Regions from separate parts of the Homo sapiens genome. Here all the other regions are linked to region 4. A link is a loop called in an ENCODE intact Hi-C map of the cell type or tissue named here. Cell type or tissue: IMR-90. All regions are shown on one strand.

The links. Hi-C counts contacts between places; a loop is a spot of excess contacts. Peaks named below come from ENCODE experiments on the same cell type or tissue, not always from the same donor. Only the 100,000 strongest peaks of a DNase experiment are listed, where the experiment ranks them.
Region 1: it touches region 4 in a loop (2.0-fold over the local background); 3 of 110 quality-filtered maps call a loop at or near these places.
Region 2: it touches region 4 in a loop (3-fold over the local background); 11 of 110 quality-filtered maps call a loop at or near these places.
Region 3: a loop joins it to region 4, with 2.2 times the contacts of the local background. A loop is called at or near these places in 14 of 110 quality-filtered maps.
Region 5: a loop joins it to region 4, with 9 times the contacts of the local background. A loop is called at or near these places in 26 of 110 quality-filtered maps.
Region 6: a loop joins it to region 4, with 2.4 times the contacts of the local background. A loop is called at or near these places in 2 of 110 quality-filtered maps.

Annotation. Positions count from the first base shown.
Region 1 is chr11:79,049,855-79,054,854 of GRCh38, reverse strand. All of the region lies in intron 6 of TENM4 (teneurin transmembrane protein 4), which reads left to right. Among named protein-coding and RNA genes, the nearest start is that of TENM4-AS1, 41 kb to the left of the region's middle. In IMR-90, a CTCF peak has its summit at 2,136 (motif pointing right); DNase peaks (open chromatin) are centred at 44 and 3,814; H3K27ac peaks cover 2,468 bases.
Region 2 is chr11:79,098,168-79,103,167 of GRCh38, reverse strand. All of the region lies in intron 4 of TENM4 (teneurin transmembrane protein 4), which reads left to right. TENM4-AS1 (TENM4 antisense RNA 1) reads right to left here. Exons shown (of 2, transcript NR_199027.1): 2 at 4,113-5,000. Among named protein-coding and RNA genes, the nearest start is that of TENM4-AS1, 7.4 kb to the right of the region's middle. RefSeq lists a silencer at 2,790-3,084. In IMR-90, a CTCF peak has its summit at 2,889 (motif pointing right); no DNase peak of the experiment used is centred here.
Region 3 is chr11:79,085,505-79,090,504 of GRCh38, reverse strand. All of the region lies in intron 4 of TENM4 (teneurin transmembrane protein 4), which reads left to right. Among named protein-coding and RNA genes, the nearest start is that of TENM4-AS1, 5.3 kb to the left of the region's middle. RefSeq lists an enhancer at 2,711-3,433. In IMR-90, a CTCF peak has its summit at 2,256 (motif pointing right); a DNase peak (open chromatin) is centred at 3,114; H3K27ac peaks cover 1,058 bases.
Region 4 is chr11:78,796,183-78,801,182 of GRCh38, reverse strand. All of the region lies in intron 15 of TENM4 (teneurin transmembrane protein 4), which reads left to right. Among named protein-coding and RNA genes, the nearest start is that of NARS2, 220 kb to the right of the region's middle. In IMR-90, a CTCF peak has its summit at 2,412 (motif pointing left); DNase peaks (open chromatin) are centred at 2,392 and 3,992; H3K27ac peaks cover 3,990 bases.
Region 5 is chr11:78,959,410-78,964,409 of GRCh38, reverse strand. All of the region lies in intron 6 of TENM4 (teneurin transmembrane protein 4), which reads left to right. Among named protein-coding and RNA genes, the nearest start is that of TENM4-AS1, 130 kb to the left of the region's middle. In IMR-90, a CTCF peak has its summit at 3,041 (motif pointing right); no DNase peak of the experiment used is centred here.
Region 6 is chr11:79,242,595-79,247,594 of GRCh38, reverse strand. The region is part of intron 2 of TENM4 (teneurin transmembrane protein 4); the gene reads left to right. Among named protein-coding and RNA genes, the nearest start is that of TENM4-AS1, 150 kb to the right of the region's middle. In IMR-90, no CTCF peak of the experiment used is centred here; a DNase peak (open chromatin) is centred at 2,994; H3K27ac peaks cover 1,481 bases.

The sequences.
Region 1 (5,000 bases), 250 kb before region 4:
CCAGCCAGTCAGTTACACTTTACACACAATACATGCAGTCAACTGTCATGTAAAATATATTTATTATTATAGGTTTTAGTAAAAACAAGCTTAAAAGATGGTAACTGGGGGCCAAGCACCATGACTCATGCCTGTAATCTCAGCACTTTGGGAGGCCAAGGCGGGAGGATCGCTTGAACTAAAAATAACAACAACAAAAAATAGCCAAGGATGATGGTGTGCTTCTGAAATCCCAGATACTCAGAAGACTGAGGTAGGGGCCTGGGTGATCGAGGCTGCAGTGAGCTATGATTACACCACTGAACTCTAGCCTGGGCAGCAGAACAAGACCCTGTCTCAAAAAAAAAAAAAAGATGGTACCTGGAATATGCCTGGACCTTGTGAATGTTAATTCCCTTCCTTCAAGGACCCCTTAGCTCAAAAACTCCATGATTCATGATGTAAAAGTCTTGGTCAAAAACTGTTGGCCTAGTATTTCTAGGATCCCCTTTCTGAGAATGACTAAGTATCTGGGCAGGGGCTCATGATTCAGCTGAAAGAAGATTGACTCCGGGATCAGAGGCTTAATCAAGGTCACACAGCTTGTACAGTGATAAAGCTGGAATCCCTAATTTGTAGAACCTGTACATCTCTCCTCTCTCCTCTCCCAGTTCCCTCCTATGTAAATGGTCATTGGGATGATTAATAAGCCGTAGAGTAACTATGGGCTGTGGGGACAGCAGGAAAAGCATCCCCGAACAGGGAGAGCTGACTTAGGAAGATACAGGGGCTAGATGAGGCATAAGCTGGGTTCACGCACCCACCTGGATCTCTCCACTGAGCACAAAGGCAACTGGAGAGGAACCCAGAGCAGATAGCAATGGGCACAACATGAAACTAGCATGTCAAGAGAAATCTGGCTTCTTCCAACCCATAGATCCTTACCACAAATTTAATTTCACACTAATCAACCCAGGCAGATGGACAGAGCACTGTATAGTAATTGGTTGCTTTCCTTTGACTTCAGTCTGGAAGGGAGCATAGGAAGCAAAGGATGAAGAGGGACTCCAGGAGTTTATATGGGTTTGATACATGAAGCCCAGGAGGCAGCAATTACCCATACCCCACAAAATATCTCTTTCAGGAAGAGCCCTTAGGGATGACCAGACCTTCCCAAAACTCTCCCCAAAGTGACAAGCCTGGCTTCCTCTGATGGTGGGAAGCAGCAGCAATCAGGAAAAGGGGCATTGGACTGCAGACAGAGAACATGGGTCTGACTTCTGGCTGGTGGAGACTATTTAGGAAACAGCAAAGATCTATTATGGCTAAAGCCTGTGAGATTAAGAAAAGATGAGGCCAGAGAGGAGAGCTGGGTTGCATCATAGCAGGAGATGGTTCTGAATTGCTGGCTCAAGGGTTCAGCCTTTGTCCTGAAGGTGATAGGAACCACAGGGAAATTTTAAGCAGGGAGAAGTTAAAGGTGACAAATGCCTTCTCTGATTCAGGTAAGAACAGACATGACATCTAGAGTGATCTTGTTCTTGAGAAGACTACAATTGCCTTTAGCTTTGAATTACTAGCAGTTTAAATAAATAAAGCTGCAGGTCAGGCTGGAACCCACATTCATAATGCATTTGCCCTGAATAACTAACTAACCATGAACTTGTCAAGAACCTCAAGTCCCGCCTCTGCCAAATTTTGACTTTAAGAATCCTTTAGAGGGTGCCCAACTGGTTATCAGATTTTGTTTATAAAGAGTTTGTTTGTATATATAATTACTATCTTCTTGTCTTAATAAACCTGATTTAGTCTGAGTTTCCTAGAAAGCAGAGCTGAGGCAAAGATTAAAAGCTGATGCTTTATTTAGGAGAAGTCAACTCAGGAACATGAAACAAAGAAAGATGAGAAGCAAAGAACGGTGATGTGTTACCATGCTTGCCAGTGCCTCACAACAAGCTGCAAGGAGACATATCTGGTCTCTAAGCAGGAATGCCTCCTGAGAAGGCTCTCAGGCAGGCTGTACATAGCAGTCTACTCTCCAGAATAGTCTGTGGGAGGAAGGCAAGACAAGCAGTTAATGGGTGCTAGGCAGCAGAATTCAATGGACCGACTGGCCACAGTGGCAGCTGAAGTGCTGCCATTGGCTGAGAGGCCAGCAGATGGCGACCCCAAGAGACTGAAAGGGTGCATAAGCTGTGATGGATGCTGCTGTTAACTGCTTCTTCCTCCCTCCCTCCCTCGCCACATCCCCCCTGCTCCTTTCTTTATTTCTTTTTACTCATAAACTCTACCTGTCAATAATTACAGGAGTAATGCTCACTATTTATTATATACTTACAGTGAACCAGATAGTGCACATGCATTACTTCATTTCATTACCATGATCAGCCCATAAAACAAGGGTTGTTCCCCATTTAAAAGTGGGCAAAGGACATGAACAGATACTTCTCAAAAGAAGATATACATGCGGCCAACAAACATACGAAAGAAAGCTCACCATCACTGATCATCAGAGAAATGCAAATCAAAACCACAATGAGATATCATCTCTCACCAGTCAGAATGGCTATTACTAAAAAGTCAAAAAACAACAGATGCTGGCAAGTTTACAGAGAAAAAGGAATGCTTTTGCACTGTTGGTGGAAGTGTAAATTAGTTGAACCATTTTGGAAGACAGCGTGGCAATTCCTCAAAGACCTAGAGGCAGAAATATCATTTGACCCAGCAATCCCATTACTGGGTATATACCCAAAGGAATATAAATCACTCTGTTATAAAGATACATGCACACCTATGTTCATTGCAGTACTATTTACAATAGCAAAAACATGGAATCAACCTAAATGTCCATCAATGTTAGACTGGATAAAGAAAATGTGGTACATATACACCATGGAATACTGTGCAGCCATAAAAAGGAACAAGATCATGTCCTTTGCAGGGACATGGATGGAGCTGGAAGCCATCATCCTTAGCAAACTAACGCAGAAATGGAAAATCAGACACTGCATGTTCTCACTTATAAGTGGGAGCTGAATGCTGAGAACACATGGACACATTGTGGGCAACAACACATACTGGGGTCTGTTGGAGGTTGGTGCAATGGGGAGGGAGAGCATCAGGAAGAATAGCTAACCATGACACACGTTTATTTATGTGACAAACCTGCACATCTGGCACATATACCCCTGAACTTAAAAGTTGAAGAAGAAAAACAGGGGTTGTTATTCCCATTTTAGAGCTGATGAAATTCAAGCCTCGAAAGCATAAGTAACTTGCCAGCTAGCCAGTTAAAAAGCTGATAGCTAACCCAGGGCTATCCAAATCCAAAGCTCTTACCCTAGTCATATTACCTGATGGAGACAGGAATATAGAACTACTTGAGTGAATGACTGCCAGTAATTTTACAGGTTAAAAAGGTGTTGATGTATCAGACTAGCCCCTGCAAACACACACTTGGTGACTCCAACTTATAAGCACATACTCTGGAGCCAGGCTGCCTGGGTTGGAACCCTAGCACTTCCACTTATTAGCTGTGTTACCTTGTGTTAAACAAGGCAGGTCTCTTCATCTCTCCATGCCTCGGTCTTCTCACCCGTAAAATGGGGATAATTCTGGTATCTCTCTCACAGTGTGGTTGTAAGGATTAAATGAGGTAAGAAAGTTAAAGCACTTAGAATCGTGTCTGGCACACAGGAAGTGCTATTTAAGTGTATGTTGTTAAATGCATTGCACTTCGTGATTTACAAAGTGTTTTCATATTTTGTTTAACATTTGTGACAAGCTTTGAGGTAGATATCGGCCTCATTCTCATTTGGAAGTGCTCTTGAGATCATGCAGCTGGCCCATGGAGGAGATGGGATTCAACCCCAGGTCTATCTGACTCCACACGCATGCACAGCTGTTCATAACTCTCTCTGGCAGCTGGTCAGCCTGGCTCTAACTGCCAGAGATGATTCCCTAGGTACCAGGACCAAGTGTGAAAAGGCTCCAGTCAGCCTGATTTTCTTCAGGCCACTTTCTCCCAGTTTGCTCTGTGAGAAGGATCCTTCTTCTGGAAGAAACTCTCCCTCAAATAAATAGCCAAATCCTTTTGGTCCCAAACACCGAAGAGGGATTTTCTTTCTGCCATTGCTCAGCAGCCTGGCTTCTAAATGAGTTTGCTGTACTTAGTTTGTGTAGTACCTAAACTACAAAACAAATTGCTTTCCTGAATGTGCCTCCAAAAAGGAAATAAGTGTATGGAACAAACCAGGTTCAAAGCATGGTATAAACAAAGGGAAATTGTTTGCAATTCCAGCTGCTTGTAAAGATGCAAGAGGGAGGAGAGAAGAGCCCTCATGGGTGTGAAGTGGGCTATGAAAGTGCAAAAGAAGGTGCTTCAAATGGGAACCAAATGGGCTAAGTCAGAAGTTAGACAGCAATTAGAAGTGAGGTGCCTCCAGGCGTCTCTCTCTCACTCTACATGCGGCCTCACCTGGTAGCAAAAAGAGGGAAACCGCTTAAGCCCAAAGGATTTGCCCTTCTCTCTACCTGCATCCACAGCCTTCAATAATTTATAACCCCAGCACTAGAGCTAGTGCTAAAAGATGGATTTTATTTTGAAAAAAGATCGTGTCACTTTTTTCCCCAGATTTCAAAAGCTCTTCAAGAGTCTGCTCTGGCAGCCTGGCCATTATTATTCACATTTAGGGAGTGCATAATAGCTCACAATGCCCTTTAATACCTGACATTTCATAAGTCATGACATCATCTCCCCAGTCCAGGGCACCTGAGCCCATACCCTGGCTTTAAATGCTGACAGTGGCCCTTTGGCCTTGGAGCCTGGGTCCGGATGTGCCCAAGGTTCAATAAGTCACTAAAAGCATTTACAGGACACAACATGGAGTGGGGCTCACAATATTTGTTACAGCAAAAGGGAAAAAAAAGCAAATCAGCAAAGGGAAAAGGTTCATGGGACAAAGTTCGGAGGAAGCCGGGCAAAAGCTTCCAAGAGTTTTTCTCTCAGCAGAGTCATGCGG
Region 2 (5,000 bases), 300 kb before region 4:
GAGGTTACCAGGCAGACAAGGCAGAAAGGGCATTGGAAGCAGAGGGACAGCGGCACCGCCAGTGTATTCAGGGAGCAGTGAGCTGTTCCATCTGGCTTCAAGGCAGGATGAGCACAGGGAACACCCCTCATCTGGAGGTTGTACTGGGTCTTGGATGCATATCAAAGGGACTAGAGACTTGGAAAGACTCGACACCAAGAAGTGACATGGCTATGTTTTGGCTTTAGAACTATGCTGTCTAATGTGGTAGCCACAAGCCACAGGCGGCTATTTAAATTAATTAAAAGTGACCTTAAAAAAAATCCATAAGAACATCTGGAAAAAAAAGTTAAATGAAAAACTCAATTCCTCAGTCACACTAGTCACATCTCAAGTGCTCAACAGCCACAGGTGGCTAGCTGGCCACATGGACAGTGCAGATACAGAATGTGTGTATTGTGACAGAAAGTCCTTTTTGGACAGAGTTGCTTTGGAAAGATCACTTGAGGATGGGTGGATAGATGGATGGACAGACAAAAGCGATAGCAATGACCATGGTGCTTACGGTGTGCAAGGCACCATGCCAAGGGCTTCACATGTGCTGTTCCTTGAACCCTCATAACATCTCACAGATGTCCACCAGGTACCAGGAGCTTTGGGAGCAGGGACAAGGCTGTGGGTCATTTTTCAGCATTTCCCGATTATTTACCTAGCTCAGCGCTGGCTTCTCCAGGAGCCAGAGTATATTCTTATATTTTTCGAAGGGTGGCTGAGGAGTGTTGGAGCTTCAGCTTTACCATTGCACCAGCCCATGGTTGAACAAGAGGGAGCTCCCTGGGGATCCCCCAAATTTCATGATGAGCACTGTGCGACCTTCTCAGGAAGTTCTTCCAAGTGTCTAACCCAGCTTTCCAATGTATGACTGCAACAGATGCCTATTCCTTCTGTTTATTTTTCCCTCAGAAAATGGAGCCTATATTGTACTAACATTGATAACTGCTGTACTTGACGGACGCTTCCTCCTTGTCAGACACTGTCCTGATCACTGTACATACCAACTCATTTAATTCTCAGAAGAGCTCTATGCTCTAGCTACCATTGTTTTGCCCATGTTATACATCAGGAGACTGGGGCATGGAGAAGTTAAGAAATTTCCCAAGGTCATACTTTGCCCAAGCCAGTAGAAAGTGTTGCTAGGACTCAAACTCACACGATCTGGCCCTGGAGCCTGGTTCCTAGCCCTGGCACTATCCAGTCTCTCATCATAAATCTTCTGGAGCTAGAAGACAGCTGCCAAGTGCACTTTCCACCTGTTTTGGCTGGAGTGGTATGAAAACTTGATTCTGTTCCAGGAAACCTTGGCTGAAAGTTATGCCCAGTTATAACATAAATGCCTCACATTTGGGGGGCACTTTATGTCATTTTCAGAGTACTTTTCTGCCAGCAGTGCTTATGGTAATAGTCGTCCCACAGTTACAGCATGTTTTCTGGTTTATAAAGCACCCTCATTTGCATGTTCTCATTAAATCCTCACACCAGCCCTGAGAGGAAAGTGAGGCGCAGAGCATCATTTACCCACGTAACACAAGGAACCCAGAGAAGTAAAGCACTGTGCAGGATTACTCAGCCCTCCAGGACGCAACGGTTTCTTAATTCTGCTTCTATCAATCAAGAGCCTCTCCGCCATGTCAATCCATTTCAAAGTCAAGCCAAAGTAAGGGCTGTAAAGCCAGGACCCTGTGTGTTAGTCCTGGAGCATGCCAAGGTCAAGACATGGCCCAACAATCAGAAATAACATCAGAATAACTCAGACTTCCACCTAATATTTCTCAGAAGTTATCAAGAACCACCAAATCCACAGAAAAACTGCTTAAAATCCGCCTTTTCTCTCTGCCCTCTACTGCATTTACTGACATCAGCTTCTCCTATATCTCTTTTAAAATATTTTTTATGAAAATTTTTTATATTCTACAGAGAGTGTTTATAACAAATATGTTCAGTGTAAACAATAATGAGAAACTCTCATGGCCCCACCAGCTAGCTTAAGAAACAGAACATGATGCCACCTTTGAAACCCTGGGGATGGCCCCCAATACCCTCCCCTCTTCCCAGGTAGCTGCCCTCCTACACTTATTCTCTTGCTTTTCTTTATAATCCTGGATGCTTTGCAACCCTCCCCCAGAGAAGCACTCTCCCCAGTCCAGCCCACACGCCTCTGCAGCTTCCATTTTTGCTTCTTTCCCTACCCCAGTCTGGTGTGACCTTTTCTGGGGGATGGGAAAGGGCCTGGAGAAAATGGACAGAGGACACAGGCAGACTCCTTTCCAGATAAGGGGAGTGGAAGGTTAAGAACACCCCTGCTAAATACCTTTTGTCCACTTGAAAACACATTGGGAGGAGAGAGGGAGGGGCTTCCTTGTAAGTTTATTCCTGGAGCAGGTTGCCACTTGTCACTTGGAGCAAGTCCCTTCACCATATGGACTTCTAAACTGGAGGGGGACTGGCACAGATTGGGGTTTCCTAAAATTGTCATTGCTTCTACAGATATTTACTGAGCACTTACTGTGTGCCAAGCAGCGCCATAGGTACAGGGATGATGTCGTGGGAAATGAGACAGACAAATTCCCTGACCTCAAGGAATTTACCATCGAGGGCAGGCCTCAGTCCTGCCCCACAACTAGCTATGATCCTCCCTTTGTCATTGTAAGCTATTCACCATTAAAGGTTGAGGTGGGGATGAAATTAGATGATAAATATGGAAGTGCCTGGAAAATCAGAGGCAGGTCTTGGCTAACACTACTTAGAAGACACCCCACAATCCCTGAAACGAGGTCCACTGGGCACGGAAGAGGCTGGAGCTTTGGGTACTCACACCTGTAGTTACCCAGATCTGCCACTGGATGTCAGTGATGTGTAGGAGGGGGCGGGGACCTAAGGGTGATGAGCTTTTTAAGTTGAGAAAAGTGCGAAATAACTGCTTACAGTGTGCTATATGCTGTTCTCCATGTATTTGTTATAGCATTTGATGTTTACGGAAACCCTATGATTTGCATATCCTTATACCCATTTTACAGACAGGGAAACGTGCTCAGGGGAGGGATATAAGTGGTTGTCTCCCCTCCTCCACCTGAGAGTACCAGGCAAAGATTGCTAAAGATGCTAAAAACGGCCCTGGCGTGAAAGTGCTCAACCAGACAGCCCTTTACTGCTGCTAAACTGCTATGAACAGCATCTCCCCATACTTGGGGCAGCAAATGGCTGCACAAATGCATGAGAAACAAAAAGCTCCACAGCTGTTAAAACCCCCATGGGCACCCATGAAGGTTACAGTACAAGTGTTTGCTAGGCAGATAGATGGGTACAGATTAACAAGAGCCACGTGGTGACAGCAGAGCTTGCTGTGCTCTCTGTCAATCTAGAAGCAATCATGGCTATGGCCAACTTTTATGTTCCTTGTGGTGAGGATTACAAAAAGGTCTCTGGGGATCTTGCCTTAAAGAGCATACAGATGTATAGGGTGTCAGCATTGAAGAGCTGTAGTCCCAGTCCTTCCTAAACAATCCCTGAGAAGCTCTACTGAAAAATTAAAGGGGAAAGTGGGGGAGTATTCAAGGTCAAATTCATTTTGGGAAAATCTGCATGAAATAGTTTTGATGATCATTGCAATTAGTAGACCTGATGATGATATCATCCACCTCTTTGATATAGACCCAGGGGAGCAAGTGCTTTGGGAGGGGAAATGACTAGTTCAGGACCACAGAGGCAAAGAGGACACCATGACTCTGACCTCTCCCCATGGGACCTTAAATTCACACCATGAGAACGACAGGGAAAAGGACATGAACAATGGGATGGGATGTTCCACAGAAGACTATATGGGGGGCCTGCAAAGGAGAGAGGGTCTGGAGCAAAGGCACTGGGGCTAGATCCCCACAGAAGGAAATCCCAGCAGCACTCCCTCAGATGCACCCCTGGCAGGAGGGGAATCCAGGTGGTGCCCAAGGCAAACCAGAGACCCCCAGGAATGACTAAGGAACGGAGCTCCTCCAACAGGAGGAGGGAAGGCTCAGAGGTCCTTGTGGCAGGAACATCTCTGTGTACCAAAGTTCCCAGGTGAGTTACCGTAAGTCAGGTTTTAGCTCAGCAGAAAAAAATGCGTATATTTATTCCAATTAAACAGTTTGCAAAGCCATTTTTACATGTGTCATCTTATTCAATCTAGACAGTCACCCTTTGAGGGAGACCTTTCTATCCCTACTTTATAGATGGGGAAAGTGAAGGTCAGAGAAGTTGACTCATTTCCCCAAGTTCTGGAGCTGGGATTCCAATTCAGGTCTTACTAGCTGCAATACCACGTTCCTTTCACACTGAAATTGTCCAGGGATGATGATGATGATGTTCCTGATGTCGTTGATGGCTATGAGGTAGGACTCATTAGCCTCATTTTCCAGACGGAAGGTCTGAGCCCCAGAGAAGACCCATCGCTTGCCCAGTATGGCACAGCTGGTAGCTGGGAGAGATGGGTTTGGATGTACACTTTTCGTCTGCAAGCCTTGTCCTCTGTCTGCTTTTCTTCCGTACAGGTGTGCATGAGCTCCCGGTTACTCGAGTCATGGGAGCAAATTCTGATGGACTCAGCCAGCTTACCTTTAGGGTGAGTCCTCCTCAGGAGAGAGGTTGGGAGTAGATGGTAGCTAAGTGTCCTGTTTTCTACTTGGACTCTCTCAGACTCGTGCTGAGTGGAGGCCAGTGCACAGGCAGGTCCCTTGCTTAAAGCAAATTCCTGGGAAGTGATGAGCAGGGGTTGGGGAGTAGGCTGTCAGGAGCCAGGGGTCAGGAGAAGGGCCCTGGGGGCAGAGCTAGCTGTTTGGCTTTGAGAAGGGAAGCCAGGAGAGATAAGCAGAGCTGGGAGTGATGTGATCAAACTGTGAAAGATGATTCTCACTGAGCTGGGAGATGGGGGGGGGTGGGGGAGACACAAGAGACCCGCATGCAGGGTTTTGAAGGCAGCAGATACAGGG
Region 3 (5,000 bases), 290 kb before region 4:
GTTGCCAGATGCAAGCCATGCCTTCTCAACAGTGCAGCCCTCTTCACTTGCTGCCATAGGCAGCTCGCCACCTGCCTTTCTTCTGCACGGGTGTCTGCATGTTGCATTTAAGCAGGAAGCATCAGTCACGCTGACAAATATCTGTGCCCTCAGGTGGTGTTTGTAACCAATTAGAGGTTTGGCATTTATTCTCAACTGCCTGTTGTTATATTTTTCAAATAGCCAAGTATTTAAATAACATCAGCCTGATTGCTCCTGCAGATTCATAGCCCTTGTCCTGCACCAGGGAAATCCTCTTGCAGACGGCAGCTGCAGCCTTGTGGAAGGGACATTGGGCATCAGAACACTGTAGTAGAGTCCGAGCTCTGCTCCTTGCCAGCTAGGTGACCTTGGACAAGTCACTTCTCCTGGTGCAGGCTTAATTTCCTCAACAAGAAAAACATATATTTGTATAGTGCTTCACAGCTTCAAAGCCACATCTGCCTGCCCCTGTGACATTTCCATCTAAATGTAGCTGACCTTTATCACCTCCATGATATAGCTAAAAAAATGGAGGCTCTCTGTGTGGGGCTTTGAATCTCAGCTCCCTTAAGAAGTGCTGTGATGTAGAGCAAATCCTTGCCCTCTGTGATTCTCAGTTTCTATAAAATGGCAACACAACAGCACACAAATATCACCAGACACCTAGTGGGAGCCCAGCAAATGAGAACCACTGTGTGTACTTGTTATTGGTGTATTAGTGTCATTCGTCTAGCATCACAAAGCCAGGTCTCAAAGTCAGCTCTCTTGAGCCAGACCCCACACTCTTGCCTGCGGCCATTGGAATGCTACTAGTCTGTGGGCCAAACATTAAGTAGCAAGGATACTACTTGCTATTCGCTCACTGAACCATTGGGATGAGGATATGAAACCTGCTTCTTTGGGTTAGCTGGGGCAGTGTGATTGGCAGTGCTGTGTACATCATGAAGTGCCAGGTCCAGGTAAGGACTGGGCACTTCCCTCTGGTGAGGTAGATCCAATTACTTGCTATAGACCAAATTATAAGCCCAGACTCTTTCTTTTAGATTATGCTAAAAATCATTCTCTGGGCCCTTCCTGTTTCCTGTTTAGCACCAGGCTCTGACTTGAACACCCTTTCCTTGCGCTCGTGGAATGGGAGGAGAAGGAAGCTAGCAGGCCAAAGCAGGCACAACTTGGGAAGGTCGAGGCAAAAAGGGCCAGTTTCCAGCCATCTAGCCTGTTGTGGGGCCTGGCCCTCTTGGGGGCTAATCCCCTTTGTGATGCTCCCTTGGAGCAGGCACAGAGTCTAAGCCAATTAAAACCCTCCCTTTGAAGGTGGTTCAGGTTTCCCAGAGAGCACAGGCCTGCACAGTGACCCAAGGTAATTGTTTCAAGGATTGCTCTCCTCTCCTCCCTGCTGGCCAGAGCTGGAGGAAGACCAGGGCTTTGTCTGGGAAGGCTCCATCACATTTTCCCGCTCCAGACCCCCAGATGACCATGTGGGTCTGCAGGAGAGGCAGGATGGCAGGGATATAAACAACTGACCATCTTACAGATGAGGAAAGTGAGGCCTGGGATGGCTATGCAGGGCTGAGATTCAAACTGCAACATACCTGCTCAAAACTGGTGCCTGCTCTGTCTTTCTAGGACAAGAACCAAACCCTTGTCACCTTCAATCCCAGCACAGATGGGGCCTATAGTAGGTTTCTAGTACATATTTGTTCAGTGATGACTGAATAAACAAATAATGCTGAACAGGAACATTCGTCTTAATGCAATAGTGTGAATGGGCCGGAGAAATCCAGAACTGCATCTGGGCCGGAGTGAAGTATTAAATACTTGATAATACTTAGCAATAGTAGTCATAATAAACAGCCAAGTGCGAAGCCTGTTCTAAGCTCCTTCTAACTCACTCAGTCCCCCCAACAACCCTATTGGGTAGGTCAATTATCTCCACTTCAAAGATGATATAGAGGAATAAAGAGGTTAAGTGAATTGTGCCTGGCACACAGCTGGGGCGCACAGAGCTGGGAGTCGAACCTTGGCTTCCTGACTGCAGAGCCAATGTCTGGGCTGCTATGCACCCCTTTCTTTCTAACAGGAATGTCTTCCTCTGTGAGGTTCAGATGGTGATGACCTTCACCCTCCCTGTCTCCCCGCAATACAGGGTCTCAGTGACATGAGATGTGAAGGAGCTTTCCATTAGAAACACCATACTAGACAATCTGGACCATTGCCGGCCAGCAGAGGCCAGGCTGGGCCCTAGATACCATCACCCTCTGGGTTTCAGCCCTGGAGAGAGCAAGCAGCCCCACTCCAGCTGGAGGAGCCTCCAAGACTGGTACATTTCACAACTGAGATTAAAGACCCATAAAAGCAGAACCGATGGAGTGACAGGCAGAGTGTCTTAATGAAAACAAATTTAGAACTACAATCAAGAGAACAAAGTGAGGATCGGGCCCTGGGAAGCCAGACTCCAGTGACCCAGGTGTAACATTAGCCAGCTGCGGGGCCAAGGGCCAGAGCTTCCCCACGGAAAGAACAGCCTGGGGCCCTCCTGGAAGGTAGAGAGGCAGCCACAGTTGCTGAGGGAGGCTCTGCTCAGCCCACAAGAGCCCACTGTAGTGCGTGTGCAGCCTGGAGGCTGTAGAGGAGCACAGCATTTGTCCTGTATACCCTGGTGACTGCTAGGAAGGCAAACAGGGCCTCCTCAGCTAGAGTCAGGGGCCCCTCCTTCACCCCCAGTGCAGAGTGATTAAGGACATTCTGAGAATGTCACCTCTGTACAGTGAGCTGCAGGAAGGACCTTGTAAAGGGAAGGGGGCATCTGAAACAGGAGAATGCAGAGCTCAGAGCTAACATCCCTCGATCCCTCACTAAGGAACATGCGACTGGGCCCAGGGCCGAGGACAGATCTTTTCAGCGCTTCTGTGTTTGTTAGATGGTTTTTTGTTTGATTTGGAAGCCTTGTAGGGATTTGAGGCTGGATGGTACAAGTTCATGCAGGACTTGTGCTAACAGCGATCTCTGATCCCAAGCAATAGGATTCCCATGCAGCATGTTTCTGCTCCAGCGGGGAGCTTGGTTTGATCAGAATCCTCTCAGCATGGGGACTGGCATTCCTCAAACATATGGAATTCATCCAACGACATTCCCTTCTAACTGGGGGGTAGTTAATCATTTCCTTGTCTGTCTCACCCTCGGAATGCATGGAAAATTTAAGGACATACCTCTGCACTCAGAGTCAAAAGAATTGGGCTTTATCTGAGTCCTGGTTCCTGCTTTTTGCTAGCTGTGTGACTTGGAAACAAGGCACTTTGCCTCTCTAAGCTTCAGTTCTTTATTTAATACAGGATCATAGCTACTCAGAAACATTTGTTCATTTGTTCAATTAGCCATTATTTATTAAGTGCCTACATTTGCAAGGACAGAAGCTTGGGTTTTATGCCGAACAAGAGAGACACAGTTCCCAACTCTGTAGAGCTTAGAGCATATAATTAAGCAACTACTTAAATATAATTTTGGTAAGTTATCAAAAAAAGGTACAGAATGGTAGATTAAATCACATTAAAATGTGTTAGAAATGTATAAGTTCTAAAGTACTATTTAAACACTAGGCAGCATTATCCTTATTACCCTCGTAATATTTCCTTTTTTTTTTTTTTTTTTGCGAGACAGAGTCTTGCTCTGTCACCCAGGCTGGAGTGCAATGGAATGATCCTGGCTCACTGCAACCTCCGCCTTTCAGGTTCAAGCGATCCCACTGCCTCAGCTTCCCAAGCAGCTGGGACTACAGGCATAAGCCACCACACCCAGCTAATTTTTCTATTTTTAGTAGAGATGAGGTTTCACCATGTTGGCCAGGCTGGTCTTAAACTCCTGACCTCAAGTGATCTGCCCGCCTCAGCCTCCCAAAGTGCTGGGATTACAGGCATGAGCCACCAGACCTGACCCAGTTCCTCTTATTTTTAAAATACCTTAATGATCTGATCCTCAGTTTCCTCCCCAGTAATATGGGAATTATAAAAATACCTATGTCAGCCAGCCTTTGCTATATAACATATCACCCTAAAATGCAGTGGCTTAAAATGACTGCATGTTGGTTCCTGTTTCCAAGAGTCAGTTATTTGGGCTGGGCAAAGCTAGGTGGTTCAGCTAGTCTCCCCTGGGTTCACCTGTGTGGCTATAATCTACCGGGTGTTGGTTGGCTCAGCCCTGTGGCTCCAGCAACAAGTAGGCTAGCCTGGGCCTCTTTATATGACAGCTGTTTTCCAAAAGCAGGGGGAGAAGGCAATCCCAAAGGCTCAAGTGTTTTTCATGCCTCTGATTCAAGTTTGCTAATATCCGCTTGGCCCACTGGCCAATGCAAGTCATGTGGCCAACCCCAGAGTTAGTGTGGGGGACTACACAAGAGTTTGGAAACAGGGAGGTATGATTCCTTGGGAGCCATTAGTATGGCAGTCTACCATCATGCCTCACTTCCAGAGTCGTTCTGGTGACTTAGTAATAAATACAGGATGCTGTGCTTGTGGTGTTTGTATGAATATTGGTGACTGTACATAGTAGATGTTTAAGAATTGGTCGGTCAATATGAATCTGAGCAGCTTGCTACCTTATTAAGGAAAAGTGACATTACACAGGAAATAAGTGGCAAGCAATTGGCCAAAACAGCATGTAAAGTGTGGGGTTATGGGTATATGCAGAGCAGTTTCAGGTAATAAGACTGCATCTGACTTCAATTTTCAACCTTGGTGTTTTACATTAGCCAAAAGAAACTTTTTCAGAGAAGAATGGCCAGGATGGAGACAACGTGAGTGAGGACTGAATCAGGGGAAGGCAAATAAATACTTCTCCTGGATAACAAGGCAACATTTACACCTATTGACTGAGTCTTTATTAAGTGCCAAGCATAGGATTGAGCCTTTCTATGCATCACCTCATTTGAGCCTCAAGACAACCCTGTAAGGTGGTATATACTATCCCCATTTTACAGATAAGGA
Region 4 (5,000 bases):
GTTTGAATTAAATCCAGGCCCTTTGTTCCCAAGTCCTCAGCTCTTGCCTCATGCCCCCTTTCTATCCAAAGAGGTGTTCATGTTGCCATTCTTATCTCTCTTTCTGACAAGCCACAGGATAGAGTAACAAAGAGCCATCCATTTCTTAGTATTTAGCATGTACCAGGCACTGAACTAAGTCCTTTACAACCTTATCTTAGCTAAGGTTCATAAGAACCCTGGGAAGGAAGTATTACTAGTATTACCATTTCCAGATAAGGAAACTGAAGCTCAGAAAGATTAAATTACATACTGGCATCCCTTTTCTCCCCCAACCCTCACCCGACTCATAAGTGGCGGAGTCCAGATTCAAACCACATCTGGCTCCAAGGTCTCTCCTAAACACTATGTTATATTGACTGATGTATTCTAATCAATCTCTCTCTCTCTCTCTCTCTCTCTCTCTCCCCTGTGAACTCTGTGAGGTCAGGGCCTATAAGTATCCCTAGCATAGGGACAAACATACATTAGGTTCTTGGTGATTATTGCATGAATGACTTAACCAGTGAATAGTCAAAGAAAGAAAAAGAGCCCCCTGGAAACACAGGGAAGAGAGGGGCTGCAGCCGAAAGCTCTGTCCAGGAAGATCCCAGCACACTACCCGACAGCGAACCTAATCCCTTCTCTCAGGACTCCACCTCCTCCCCACCTCCTCATAAACCCCTTCCCTCCCACTCCCCACACAGTGTGCTGGGCTAACACCAAATCTCTGTGCTCCTTGTCTGTCACTTCCCAGACCTAGATCATGTTAGTTTCATGCGCAGTGCCAGCCAGCCAGAAGCCCTCCTGGACAAGAGCTGGCATCATTTCACCTCCTTCAAGCCATCTTCCCTAGGGAGCAGGCCTGCTGGGCTGAATGCCTCATCAACTTTTGCATAAAGTGGGTACACTCAGCAGCACTGCTGAGCAGAACAACTCCTCCCATCTCCCCTTCCTTGTGCTTTAGTTGGCTTTTCACCCTCTTGGCTCAGAGCTGTCTCAGAAAAGGGAAAGAATTTAATCTCTTTGAGATGGTCCTTAGAATTGGAAAGGCTCACCTTTCTTTCAGAGCTTAATGGCTTCTAAAGATTTTAGCCTCTGTGGCATTTTCCATGGTACGCTTTCAAAAGCCATCCCTTAGACTCATCATTTGTCCCTGTTGGTTCTCCCTCAGGTCTTCCTTCCCCACCCTTACCCCCATAGCCTCTCTCCTCAGCCTCATAAATTTATTCCTCATTTCCACTGCTATATGAGCTCTCTCCAGTCTTGTCTCCCATAAATGACTTTTATTTGAGAGGGCCCTCTCCCTATATTTTATTCCTTAGGGTTGCTGGCTCACAGAAGCAATACATGGCAGAGATTTTGCCTGTAAAATGCTCATGCTGCGGGTTTATGATTCTTATCATTTGATTGCAATTGAGTTTTGTGGAATAACAGGTGGAGATGTTTTAGAGATTCAGTGGCACAGGTTTGGAGGTAACACGTGCAGTCAGCAAGAATTGCATGAAATTTGGAGTAGGACCAGGCTAGATTTTCAACACTAAGCTTAAGCATAGACTATGGCTAATGACACCTGCCTTGCAGGGTTGTTTTCCAAATCAGATTTCACATGTATATGGTGGCTGCATTCAGTAAGCAGTCAATAAATGAAGTAGTTTTATATAGTTTTAGAATGCATGATTAGATTTAAGTTATCCAAACAGTCCTTAGACTCTAACAAGTGTAATTCTTAGGACAGTTTATACAGTGAAGGTTTGGAGCCAGAAGGCCTGGACCTGAATCTGTGTAACCGTAAACAACTCACTTGCTCTCTCAGAGGCGCAGTTTCCTTGCAGTTTCTGAATCTCTCTACCATCCCCTTTCCCCAGCCCCAACACTGGTCATTGACTCTAGATGAAGAGTCATTATCTAGATCATTGTCTAGATGAAGAGTCAGATAAAAGCTGACACATTAACCCCAAACAACTAGGTCAGTGGCCCACAGCACAAGGGAGTTAGGGTCAGCCTCCTCTCAGCATCACAAGCTTCCTGAGGTCCATTCCAGAGAAGAGCACAACCTCCTCAGAGAGAGCACCCCACAGTAGCTCCAGACCTGCTCCCACGCTGACACATTCACTGCATTCATTCACTGAATCTTTCTGGCCTATCCTGTGTGCTGGGCATTCACTGTTTTAGGCACCGAGGATCAGACAGCCCCACAGCCTGGTCAGGAAATGAGACGCCTAATTATTCAGCATGAGCAGAGCTCTGATTGTTGTGTGTACAGTAGGGTTTGGGAGCACAAAAGCAGAAGCAGTGAACTTGGCCAGTAATGGGATGGGAGAGGAAATGGAGAAGGTTGTCACCAGCCAGAGATCTGTGAGCCAGACCCTGAAAGGGGACTGAAGGGAGGCCCCCTGGTGGCCAAGGAGGAGAGGGCAGTGCAGGCCAAGGGAACAGCGTGTGCACAAGTAGAGAGCATGCATGATCAGCTGGACAGTCGCGGCTCAGTCCAGCTGGAGATAGAAGCTGCAGGGGTGGGTGGCAGGAAAGAAGGCCAGAGGTAGGCAGGATCCAAACCTCGGAGCCCGCTGAATGCTGTGCCGAAAATCTTGGCTTAAAATAATTGTCAATGAACATTGACTGTTGCCCTTTCAGACTCCACATCAGATCTCTTTCTTTGGCTCTCTCAACTCAATCTGGCCTAGATTCTACCTTAACACAGTGGAACCCTCCAGAATTCACACTCAGATCCTCTAAGCTTTCAGTTTATTCTCTATTAATCTCCTCCCCTACCCAAAGGGAAAGAGAATCACAAAGCATAAATAATAACAATAACGACTAGATGGATATGGCGCTGAAAAGCCCTGTTATCAAATTAGGTCACAATCGACAGCAAAATAAACTCAATGCTTTAACAAAAATAAGCTTAAAGTAGCAACCGGGTTAAAATAATTAAAGCTCTAAACATAGCAGTTGCACTAGAGCTAAATTCAATTTTATTTACGAGGCAAAATATAATTACATTTAAATTTGAGGGAACAGAATTTAATTCTTATTAATGACAGAAAGACTGAGTGAGATGCTTTAATGCCAGAGAAATTGTCTTATGTTCATGGATGGGAGAGAAAATTAGATTCAGCATTGAGCATTCTCCCCTGTTACAAGTCTCATTTGTGTAGCTAGAATTGTTCCTTCTCTGAGAAGCATTAGCTTCTCAGTCCAGAAAGCACAGCACCAACATCCAATTAAACATCAAAAGGAAACAATCAAGTTAGGCTATTTCTGTATAGGCATGTTATAGGAGGGGAAACTCAAGGTTAGAATCTCTCCAGAGGAATAATATCCATTGAGACTTGACATTTCCTGTACCCCTTCCCAACAGCAAGTGATAGCCTGAAATCAAAGTTCAGAATAATAAATATCCAGGAGATTGACAGTGGCATAGAGAGGAAGGGAAGTGTCAGAGGGCGGCACGGAAGAGCCTCCCAGTTGCCTGGGAGGTAGTGTGGCGGTTTAGACACAATGAGATGGTCAGTTCCTAACATTTAATCAAAGACTGGAAAATTGGGCCCAGACAAGCATGCTGCTAAATACTGCCAGAGTTAAAGGTTGATAAACCAAGAGCTGGCAGATTTGTAATTTAGTAGAATTTCCCCTGACAGCCCTGGAACGTTTTCTATCAGAATTGGATCTCTTCAGTATGCAAATATAAGCCCTTCTGAAATTGGGCTTCAGAATGAAGTTTCTATTTGGATGCCCAAGCTGATATCTTGTACAAAATCTCTAGTTGTCTTCCTGAATCAAACTGCTGTTATTATAACTTGTAATCTTAAAAAAAAACTGTTCTTTCAATGGAAATTTTATATTTTACAGAGCTCCTTCATGTACGTGCTTCATGACTTATTCAAACAGCAAATACATTAACCTCTGACATTGCAGATGGTGTTACTCCCAGGAAACCAGGGTCCAGAGAACTTGCGTGACTTGCTCAAAGACACTCTGAGAAAACAATGATTCACTTCCAGGCTTCTCTGGCTTCAGAGCCCATGTTTATCCTCTGCACAACTCTGCCATTGGCTATTACCAAGGTTTGTGCTGAAACTGCCAGTAAATCAGGTATCAGGTTTTGGATAGCACTTCATTTAGTAACACTGCCAGAGGAACCATGTAAATTGGATCATGACTTTGGTGTACTAATATTACTACAAGGGTTTCAGAAAAAGAACAATTGCTCTCAACCAATGGTCAGGGAAGCTTCTTGGAGGAAGTGGAATTCAAGGTGGTGGTGGAGGTTGGATATGAGTAGGTAGTGATAAAAGGAAGAGGCAAGCACCTTGCAACAGCCAATTGTAGAAGTCAAAGATTTGCAACATATACAAAGATGGGAGATCAAGGCATTTTCTAGGAAAGATGAGTAGCTTGAAGTGGCTTAGCTTTTAGGATATTTGTGGCAGTAGTGAGAGGGGGAAAAGATGAGGAAAGCCAGCATGAATAATCTTGAAGGAGTTTAGGTTTTTTCTGTCTTTGGGAGCCACTGAGAAGTTTTAGGCGGAGGTGTGACAAGGTCAGGTTTGGTTTTAGAAACCTACTCTATTGTCAGCATACAGTTGGAGGTTCTTGGGGGACAGCCAGGTGGAAGTGTCCAGGAAAGAGTTAGATAGATGAGCTTATGACTGAGTGGAGAAATGAGCCTTTTACAAAAGGTTATTAGGGTCAGAGGTCATTAGGAAGAGAGTGTAACATCAGCTGTCTCTTCATTTCACCCAGTTGGGCCCTTTTAGTGGGGGTCAGGTTGTGTTCCAGTCCTGGCCGAAAATACACATCCCAGTCTCGTTATTTGGCTTCCTTGCTCACTAGTTCTTTCCTGACTTGTTATCCTTCTGCAAAGTCAGCTCCTATTTGGAGGCCTCCTCCAAGCTGGGTTTGAACTCCTCTAATCAGGAAGCCAGATACTCTCCAATTAAGAGGAATAGCAGTGGCTTACTGCTTCCTGTGGTAGG
Region 5 (5,000 bases), 160 kb before region 4:
ATCAACTCTGTAAAATGTTGTCACATAAAGTTAAGCTCAGGGGTTAACCTTAAGAGTCATGGAACCTGGGGCCAGGCACGGTGGCTCACACCTGTAATCCCAGCACTTTGGGAGGTCGAGGCAGGCAGATCACGAGGTCAAGAGATTGAGACCATCCTGGCCAACATGGTGAAACCCTGTCTCTACTAAAAATACAAAAATTAGCTGGGTGTGGTAGTGCACACCTATAGTCCCAGCTACTCAGGAGGCTGAGGCAGGAGAATTGCTTGAACCTGGAAGGCAGACGACGCAGTGAGCCAAGATCACACCACTGCACTCCAGCCTGGCGACAGAGCAAGACTCCATCTAGGGGAAAAAAAAAAAAAAAAAAAAAGTCTGGGTGTGGTGGCTCACACCTGTAATCCTAGCACTTTGGGAGGCTGAGGTGGGTGGATCACAAGGTCAGGAGTTCGAGACCAGCCTGGCCAACATAGTGAAACCCCATCTCAACTAAAAATACAAAAAAAGAAAAAAAAAATAGGCAGGTGGCAGGCACCTGTAATCCCAGCTACTTGTGAGGCTGAGGCAGGAGAATCACTTGGACCTGGGAGGCAGAGGTTGCAGTGAGCCAAGATTGTGCCACTGCACTCCAGCCTGGGTGACAGAGTGAGACTCTGTCTCAAAAAAAAAAAAAAAAAAGTCATGGAACCTGCCAAATCCTATAGGAATTGGTGACTGTGAACCAAGTGGGCTGCTCTTGTGTGGACAGACCACAAAAAGCTTCCCACCCTACCCTGCAAATAATCAGCCGCTCTCTGTGCCACCTCCCCCTTAGAGCCCCGCTGAACCTTAAGATGGCCCACTGGGTCTGCATTATTTTTCCTAAGGTTCAGTCTGTTTGAAAAGCTGGATGGATATGACTATGTTATAAACCTTCTGTCACTCAAGGTGGGAGAAAATGAGCAGCCCTTGCTGTAAGTGGTTGCATTGTCTTGTACTGTATACTTTTATATGTCTGTGCTTATGTTAGCTCTCTTATAGACGATGTACTGCACATGTTGAAAGGTCAGCCACAGATAAGACTGCAAATTGTCTGAGCTCAAAGTTCTTGTCCCAAGCCATCGCCTCCTCCTTCTGAAGAGTTGGGAGTTTGCTCATAGAACTATAGAAAGCTGGGGTTTTAGAACCGTGGCATGATAGAAACTTGGGGTCAGACTGACTGATTTACAACATCTTGGAACTCACAGAATGTGAGTGTCCTAAAATTATAGCATGTTCTAATCTTTGAACATCAGAACTTAAGAATCCTAGTATGTGAGACCCCCTAGAATTAAGCTAGTCAACAAATACTTCTACAATGCCTACTATGTGCCAGGCATTATGTTAGATTCTGAATATAAAGACATGAACAAAATTTCCTAAGGGTCTTGCTTTTAGGCAGGTTCCAGAGAATGTCAGAATTTAAGAATCATAAAATGTGAGATTCTTAGAAAAATGAAACATTGCTGTGTTGAAATCCTAGACTGCCAAAGGTGAAGCCTTGAATCATTCTCTCCAGCTCTCTCTACCTTTTTACGAGGCCTAGGGCCTGTTCCAGGCAGGTCGGAATAAAATCTCAGTAATAGGAACATCATATCAGTTCGGTGACATCACAGAATGGCCAGCTTATAGGGGCTCAGGGATCACCCAGTCCCCACTGCTGCTTTTATCAGCGAGGCCACTGAGGCCAGAGAGGGGCAGCTGTTTGATAGATCACCTAGCCCCGTCAGGACTAGACCCCGGGTTTTCAGGTATGTCTTAAAGAACAGGCAGAACAGAAAAGGCTTTCCGTGTGCTTCCGAGATTCCCTCTTTGCCAGCCTGCACTGAGGCCCCAGCTCTTCAGAAGGAGTTTGCAGCAACTTTCTCTGTGGAGGCATCAGCCCCGCCCCCGGCCCACGTGTGCAGTAGATCGCCCCGTGTTGGGAGCCCCCCCTTCCCGTTGATGAGTGTTTTATTTTGCTCCCTCCCCCTCCCCGTGTGCCTCAAAATCAATTTTCATTATTTTTTCTGTCTGTGTTTGTCTTTGTGGTTCGCAGGTGCTCCCTTGCATTGTTCATCCTGCTTCATCAACCCCTATTGAGCAGTCCCCCTCCCCGCCCCCCTCCCCTCCGGCCAATGAGAGCCAGAGGCGGTTGCTAGGCAACGGTGTGGCCCAGCCAACCCCGGACTCAGACTCTGAGGAAGAGTTTGTCCCTAATTCATTCTTAGTTAAAAGTGGCTCCGCCAGCCTGGGGGTCGCGGCGAACGGTAAGTCCCTCTCTCTTCCTACTTTTGAGGGTTTGTTTTTAAAATTGTCCTTCCGTTGCGGATGCCTGCTTGGGCCACTTGCCGGGCGGAGGGGCCTGGTGCGTGGTGGGATCCGGGGGAGCTGGGGGCCTGACGTGGCTCCGCGGGCTCAGGCAGCCCCGCTCTTGCCCCGCGGCGCCGCTGGAGTGTGCAAGAGTTGGAGGGCTGCTTCTGTCCCCAACCCCCATGAGAGACATCGGACAGGCAGATGTACCGACAAAGATGCACAGACAGACATCACGAGAAGGAAACATCAGGTGAAGGCCCAGACAGGTAAAGGTAGAGACAAAGATTGACACAGACAGAAAAAAAAAAAAAAGGTTAAGACATAGGCAACACCAACCAACTACCTACTCTGTGCCAGGGACTGTGCCAGGCACTGTCACAACCATGCCCAGAGACTCAGTATTTTAGTGTCCCCATTTTCACTGGAAAAACTGAGAAGGATTACCCCATTACCCATAAAACAGCGCTGGCTTTAAAAGTTCTCCAGTTTCACAGAGCCTGGAGACAGGCGGCCCTGAAGCCCCAGCCAGCTGCAGGGCTAAATGCCGGCTGCAGAGAGAGCCACTGGGTTTAAGCATGGATCTGCAAGCTCTCTTATTCTGAGCTCTGTCCTGGTGTTCTTAAGGTGGGAGGTGGGGTATGGCAGAAGAGCTCCAGGGTGACCAGCTTGTATCCCCTGATCAGGTGCTGTTAGACTTGAGCCAAGGTGCTTGCCCTCTCTGTCCAGCAGAGGCCAGTCAGCTTCTTTGCAAGGAAACCCAGGAAGGAATTCAAACCTCTAAGAGGTGGGGCAGGATGTACATGAGGTAACCTAGGATCACCTTAATAGCCCCAGGATTTCCTGATGTTTGGAGAAGAGAGGAAATGAAACTGTTTCCCCACAAATAACACTGTAGGTTTTGTGTTGATTTGGCAAACATTTATTTATAAGTGCTTGTGTGGTACTAAATTCCAGGCCAGATTCTGAAAAAGGAGGCAGAGGTTCAAAGAGGGATAAGACAGTCTATGGGCTCTGGAACCAAACAGCTTTGAATTACATACAAGCTTTATTGCTGTGGGACATTAGATAAGTCACATTGCCTCTCCAGGCTTATTTCTTCAAGGGTCAAGTGGCCATTGTAGTGCCCACCTCATGATGAGCACCCATCACAGTGCCTGGAACACAGAAGGAGTGTGGTAACTGTTAGTCATTGCCTGGTCCCCTCCACCTGCCTCTAGGGGATTTACAGACAGCCTGTCTGTGAAAGCTCCCAGCACACTGCTTGGCACTTGGGGATGCTCCAAGAAATGTCAGATGCCATCTTTTCTCTTGGGAGTACATCATTATAGCCGAAGGTGGCAAAGGCGGTAGGAACCTAGTATGTTCTGTGACTGAGGAAGAAGCCTCTACTCTGCCTAAGAGAATTAGGAAATGCCTCCTAAAGGAGGCACTTACAGGACTTGAAGAAATTAGTGAGGTGTGCCAGACAGAGATTACCAAGGGTGTTCTGGGCAGAGGGAACACATGGACAAAGAACTTGAGGTGGGGACAAGGGAAGCCTGCCCCAGCTCTTTTAAACCTGAGAGCCTGGGCTGTAAATAGGTGTGAACCTTGGAAGGGTATGGAAGGCCATGTGGTGAAAGTCACCTGAGCTCTTCTGAGAACTGGCTTGAGTTCCCCCACCAAATGACAATGAAGGGCGGTCATTACCTACCCTCCTTTTCTAGCTAGGACCTCCCCGCTTCCACTGTCTTTGGAAATCAGAGAGATCTTTGTCCTTGATGATTCTCTTCTGACAGGATTTTACACCCTGCATTCTCCATGACCAAGACCCAAACCTCCTCCTTTTTTCTCAGTGCTCCCTGGGGTGGGCTTGTTTTCTTGGTGGTTCAATGTCCCTACTCCTCTATGCCTTTTAGCTGCCTGTGTTTCAAATGATGCACAGAAACACAGGAACCCTGGGCTGGGAGCAAGGAGACCTGGTTCCAGACCCAGCTTTGTGGCTCACTGGCTATTTATCCTTGGCAAATCACTGTCTTTCTAAGCCTCAGTTTCCCCATTTTGCCAGTGATGGAGCAATTTCTAAGGTACCCTGATTTTAGGAGTGTCACAAGTTATTCCTGCCAGTAGCCTTCTTAAGCTTATGGGGTAGGGGGGAAATATATATATATGTGTGTGTGTGTATATGTGTAATGATGTTCTTTGTTCATTTCTGAGTAAGCCTTACACGTAGAAGAGAAGGCAAGAGATTAAAGTCCTTAATCTCTTCCTTTGCAAATTAGTGAACAAGAGCAATCACTTTGTTGCGAGTTCTAAGGCAAATTGATGACATTATTGCATTATTGATGTGCAGGGAAGGAGATGGGGGACTTTAGCCTGCAGCTGTCTGCTCATTGCTGCTCCTCCATGCTCCTGCACCCCAGGGGACCTTGTCACTTTGGATCCCTTCCCCAGGCCCTTGCTCTGAATGTCACTCTAAAAGTTGGTAATAAGCATGTCTCATGCCTGAAGGAAGAGTCTGGGTCCTTACTGGTCTGTTCCTCTGGGGTTGGGATCATGAGAGAGCTCAATGAGTCTCTGCCATCTGGACCCTGCCTACTGCCTTCCTCTCTCCTGAAACCCAAAACCAGGGATCTTCTATGAGCCAAAGGACATGCTGGTACTGGTGTGGACTCAGCACTAGTGAGTGAAGATTAGAGGGCCCTGGT
Region 6 (5,000 bases), 450 kb before region 4:
GGGATAATGAAGGTAAACTCCCAACACGGGGTCTGGAACTGCTGGGTCCTCAATAGGCAGTGGCTGTGGATGAAGACCCTTTCTGCAGTCGAAAAGGGAAGGCCCCGCCTCCAGGTCATTGCACAAGGCCTGGAATCAGCACGTTCTTCTTCTTCTTTTTTTTTTTTTTTTTTTTTTTGAGACAGAGTCTCACTCTTTTGGGCAGGCTGGAATGCAGTGGCGTGATCTCAGCTCACTGCAACTTCCGCCTCCCAGATTCAAGCGATTCTCCTGCCTCAGCCTCCTGAGTGGCTGGGATCACAGGCACTTGCCACCATGCCCGGCTAATTTTTGTATTTTTAGTAGAGATGGGGTTTCACCATGTTGGCCAGGCTGGTCTCAATCTCCTGACCTCAGGTAATCTGCCCACCTTAACCTCCCAAAATGCTGGGATTACAGGCGTGAGACACCGCACCTGGCCAGCATATTCTTCTTATACACTGAATTCCATCTGTCCTGTTCTTAATTGTCTCAGCTTTAGACTCTGGGGATATTCAGGAGTTCCCTCTAGAAGAGAAGCCTTATCATTTTGGTTTTGTTTTGGGGGTGGGGGGGTGTTTTTTTTTTTTTGAGAAATACAATATTCATCCAGAAAAGGGCACAACACATACATGTACTGTCCAACAAATAATTGCAATGTGAACATCATGTTACCACTACTCAGGGCAAAAAATAGAACACCGGTAATATTCCCAAAGCTTTCTTGGGCTCCTCCCAAGAAACAACCCTCTCCCTCTTCCCTCACCTCCACCTCGTAGTAACACACTCATGTCGTGGAGAACCTCATCATTCCTTTCCTTTATTGTTTGGCATCTAAGTATATGTATCCAGACAACCCAGCTGTTTTGCCTGTTTTCATTTTTCATACAAATAGAATCATCCAATACATATCTCTCTGTATCTGACCCTCTTTGCTCAATGTCATCTTTTTAAGAGTCATCCAAATTGTGGATAGTTCCAGTGTGTTCCTTTGTGATACCCCATCATCCAGGTATCCAGAAGTTATCGATTCTACTGTTAAGAGGGGTTTGGGTTATTTCCCGTGTTTGACTGTTACAAATGATGGTGCTATGGACATTTTTGTACAAGTCTTTTGAGAATGCTGATGTGTTGGGTATATACCTCAGAAAGGAATTAGAGGTTCATAGGCCTGGTATCTCTAGCTTTACTAGATAATGCCAAATTATTTTCCAAAGTTTGCTGACTTGTCTTTTCATTAACTTATGCTGTAAGGAAACAACTCTGCCAGTCTGGTCTAGGGAGGCCCCAGTTTCCTCACCTATAAAATCTGAGAAATAAGTCATATCCCAAGGTTTTATAAAGATGGAGTGAAATGACGTTTATGTGCTTAGCATATATCTAGCACAGAATAGGTTCTTAATAACAGCTAACACTTATTGAGCACTCTATAAATGTAGGCCATGCTTCTGGCCCCCTCATTTCCCCTTTCAGTGCATATATCCTGGAATTTCAGCCTGAAATTATATGAGGACGTTACCACTTGCGCTGTTTGTCTTTCTCTCTCTCTTTTTCTCTCTCACTCACTCTCTCTTTTAGATTTAGGATCTCCTGTTTTGCTTTCCTTTTCTTTTCTTTTTTTTTTTTTTTTTTTTTTTTAGACAAAGTCTTTCTCTGTCACTCAGGCTGGAGTGCAGTGGCACAATCTCAGCTCACTGCAAACTCCGCTTCCCTGGTTCAAGCAATTCTCCTGTCTCAACCTCCCGAGTAGCTGGGATTACAGGTACCCGTCACCATGGCTGGCTAATTTTTGTATTTGTATTAGAGACAGGGTTTCACCATGTTGGCCAGGCTGGTCTCGAACTCCTGACCTCAGGTGATCTGCCCACCTCAGCCTCCCAAAGTGCTGGGATTACGAGCGTGAGCCACTGCACCCGGCCAATTGTTTTCTTTTTCTATCTTCCTTTCTTTTTCTATAAAGTGTTATATGCTAGGTACTTTTCACGTGACATCTCATTTAACCTTTTCAAAATGCCACAATGTTGGTTCCATTATTATCCCTGCTTTTCAGGTGAAGAAACTAAGGCACAGAGAAGGAAAGTGACAGTCTGAGGTCCCCCAGTTAAGTAGGTAGTGGAGCCAGGGATGATATGCTCACTTTTCCCTCTAGGGAGGGCACCCAGCCAGGACTCTACATGAAAAAATGTATTTTGATGCTGGCTAATGCCCTATTGACAACTGCACACTGATCCACGTCCTAGTTCAAGTTTTGTTACTGTAATCTGGGCTCTGACAACATATGAAGTTTCTTCCTTCAGTATGAGAAGAAAGATAGGGAGACTGAGAAACTTTGTCAAGTCAGTCAGTCAATCAAACATGCAATGGCTGCAGGGCTTCTGCTACCTCTCAGAGGCTTCCACGTGCAGGATGGCAACTTGGGAGATAAGGTGTGCCTGCATTCAGTCAGCTCAGAAGATTCAGTCCAGTAGGAGAGCACCATGGCCATAAACAGTTGGCATGTACAGAGCTGGGTTTCTGTGCTCAGTGACAAAGATAAAGGGCTGTGAAGTTTAGAGCCATTCTTCCTGGAGAAATCAAGGAAGGCTTTCTGAAGGAGGTAACCTCTAAATCCTTACTTCCTTAGCTACCTTCTGCTGTTAGAGGGTGAGCCCACCATTAAAGAAGCATTTTCCCCCACACACAGCCTCTTTGGGCTCTGTCTTCCTTCAGCCTGAAGGTCTCTGGTTGTTTAAGAAAACTCCGGGCAAAAATTTCACCCCTTGCCCTGAGTCTTTTCCCCACCTTCCCTTTCTCCCACCTCTACAGCTAGTCTGCTGTGGATACAGGCTTGTGAAAGAAATGACTGTTTGTTTTATAACAAGAGCTTAACATGATTCATTTCAGATTCCCCAAGGACTTTTGTAAGTTTGGACTGAGTCATAATATATTTTTTTATTAAACTCCAAGACCCAACAAGCAGGAAGCTCTGTTCGACAACATAATATAACTGATGTACTGCAAGCGGCTTTTTTATGGGTGAGTCCTCAAGCTGCTTGAGAAATTCTCTGGCCTCTCCTATCACCACCTGGTTCTGCACGGAGATTAAAAGGGCTTTGGAGACTCGTCACACCACACAGACACACACACACACACACACATAGACACATACAGCCCTGTCCCTCCTAATGCCACATCCAAAAGATGAGGGTCTCTGGACAAGAACAATCCCACTTCCAGACCCTCTCAAGAACAAGGCCCTAACTCCTTCTTCAGAACACAGAAAGGCCTAAGCAGCAGCACTGGAGCAGGCCGAGAACTGCTCCCTGCTCACCCCCGGTGGAGCCACAGTCTAGTAGGGCAATGATTCTTGGAACATTTTCCCCGAGCCAGGAGCATTAGCCTCACCTGGGACTTTTATAAAATGCAAGTTCTCAGGCCCATCCAACACCTTCTGAGTCACAAACTCTGGGGGTGGGACCCAGCAACTTGTGTTCTAAGGGGCTCTCCAGGGCGATTCTGTTGCTTGCTAAGGTTTAAGAACCACTGATCGTAGGACTTGCTCAAAGGGCGGTCCTGGGACCGGGAGCATCAGCATCACGGGAGCTTGTTGGAAATGCACTCTCAGGCTCCACCCAAGGCCTGCTGGATCACAGTCTGCATTTTAACAAGACTCCCAGTTGAATCTCGTCCACATTAACTTTGAGGAACACTGCTGTAGGCACCGCGGGACATGGGCCACCTCTGGTCCTGAGTTGAGTCCTTGCTCTGCCTCTCAGTTGCCGCCTGCTCTTGGCTGGCACATGACTTATCTGAGCCTCAGCGTCTTGGTTAGCGCCCTGCATTAGTGCATTGGAAATATTTGCTCTCCTGGTTTAGGAAAATGCCTCCCACAGTCCCGGCTCCACGGGAGGCTCTCGGCACTGTTCTTCCTGCCTGTCCCTGGTGAGCGGGTGACCTTCTGCCCCCTCTGACACTGGCCCACCCTGGAGACAGTGGCTGTGTTCTTGCAGCCCTCCCTCCTCTTGTGTTTCTGTTTGATTCTCATGATTCAATATCCCCTGCAGCGTTTTGTTGTCATTTTCTGTTTTACTCTTGGAAAGCTCACAGGGTTTCCCCTTTGAAGTGTTTCATTTTTTGTTTGTTTGTTTAAATTCAGCATTGCCCTCTGATTGGGGCACATCCAGTGACTTTATAGCACAAATTCAGAAAGAGAGTTGCTCCAGTGCCATTCAAAATGGACCGCAAAATCCACTGTGCCGAGATGTGTCCGAGTACAACGACAAGACAGCCCATGCACACCGTGGTGCCTCACAAAAGGAGAAAACACAATACCTGGAGTCTGATAAATGACTGAAAAGTGCTAAAAATGACCCCCGAAACACAGACACCTCCTCCCCTGTTCCCTGCCTCCTACCGTGTCATGAATTTGTGATGGGGACAAGGAGCACACAAGGCCCCCCTCAGTGCCCCGATGAAAGTCACTGAAGCCAGGAACAAAAGTGGAGCCCCAGACAAGGGGAGGGGAGCAGAAAGGGGGATGGAAATCCACTGACCCTTCCTGGAGCTCCCAAGGGGCACTAGAGGAATGAAAACCCTTCCTAGCCCCCAGGCCCCGAACAAGTGGCAATCTCCCTCCCCAGGGTACAGAGTTTAAAAATGCATCAGATCAAGGCCTGCATGGAGGGATACCTCACACACTGTGGAAGGGGCAGATTTGGGAACTAAAGTTTGGCAATAAGACTCAAGAGCCTCAAAAAAGTCTACATGCCTTGACCCAGTAATTCTGCTTCTGGGAATCTGTCCTAAGAAAATAATATGAAATGCAGACAAAAATGAATCCACACGGGTGTTCACTATAGCTTTATTTATGTGAGTGAAAAATTGGAAACCACTAAATGCTCCACTTTAGGGAATTGGTTAGGTAAATTATGGTTCATTCATAGAGTGGAATATTTTGTAGCCGTTAAAAATGATGTTTATAGAGCTTTTAATGACATGGGGAA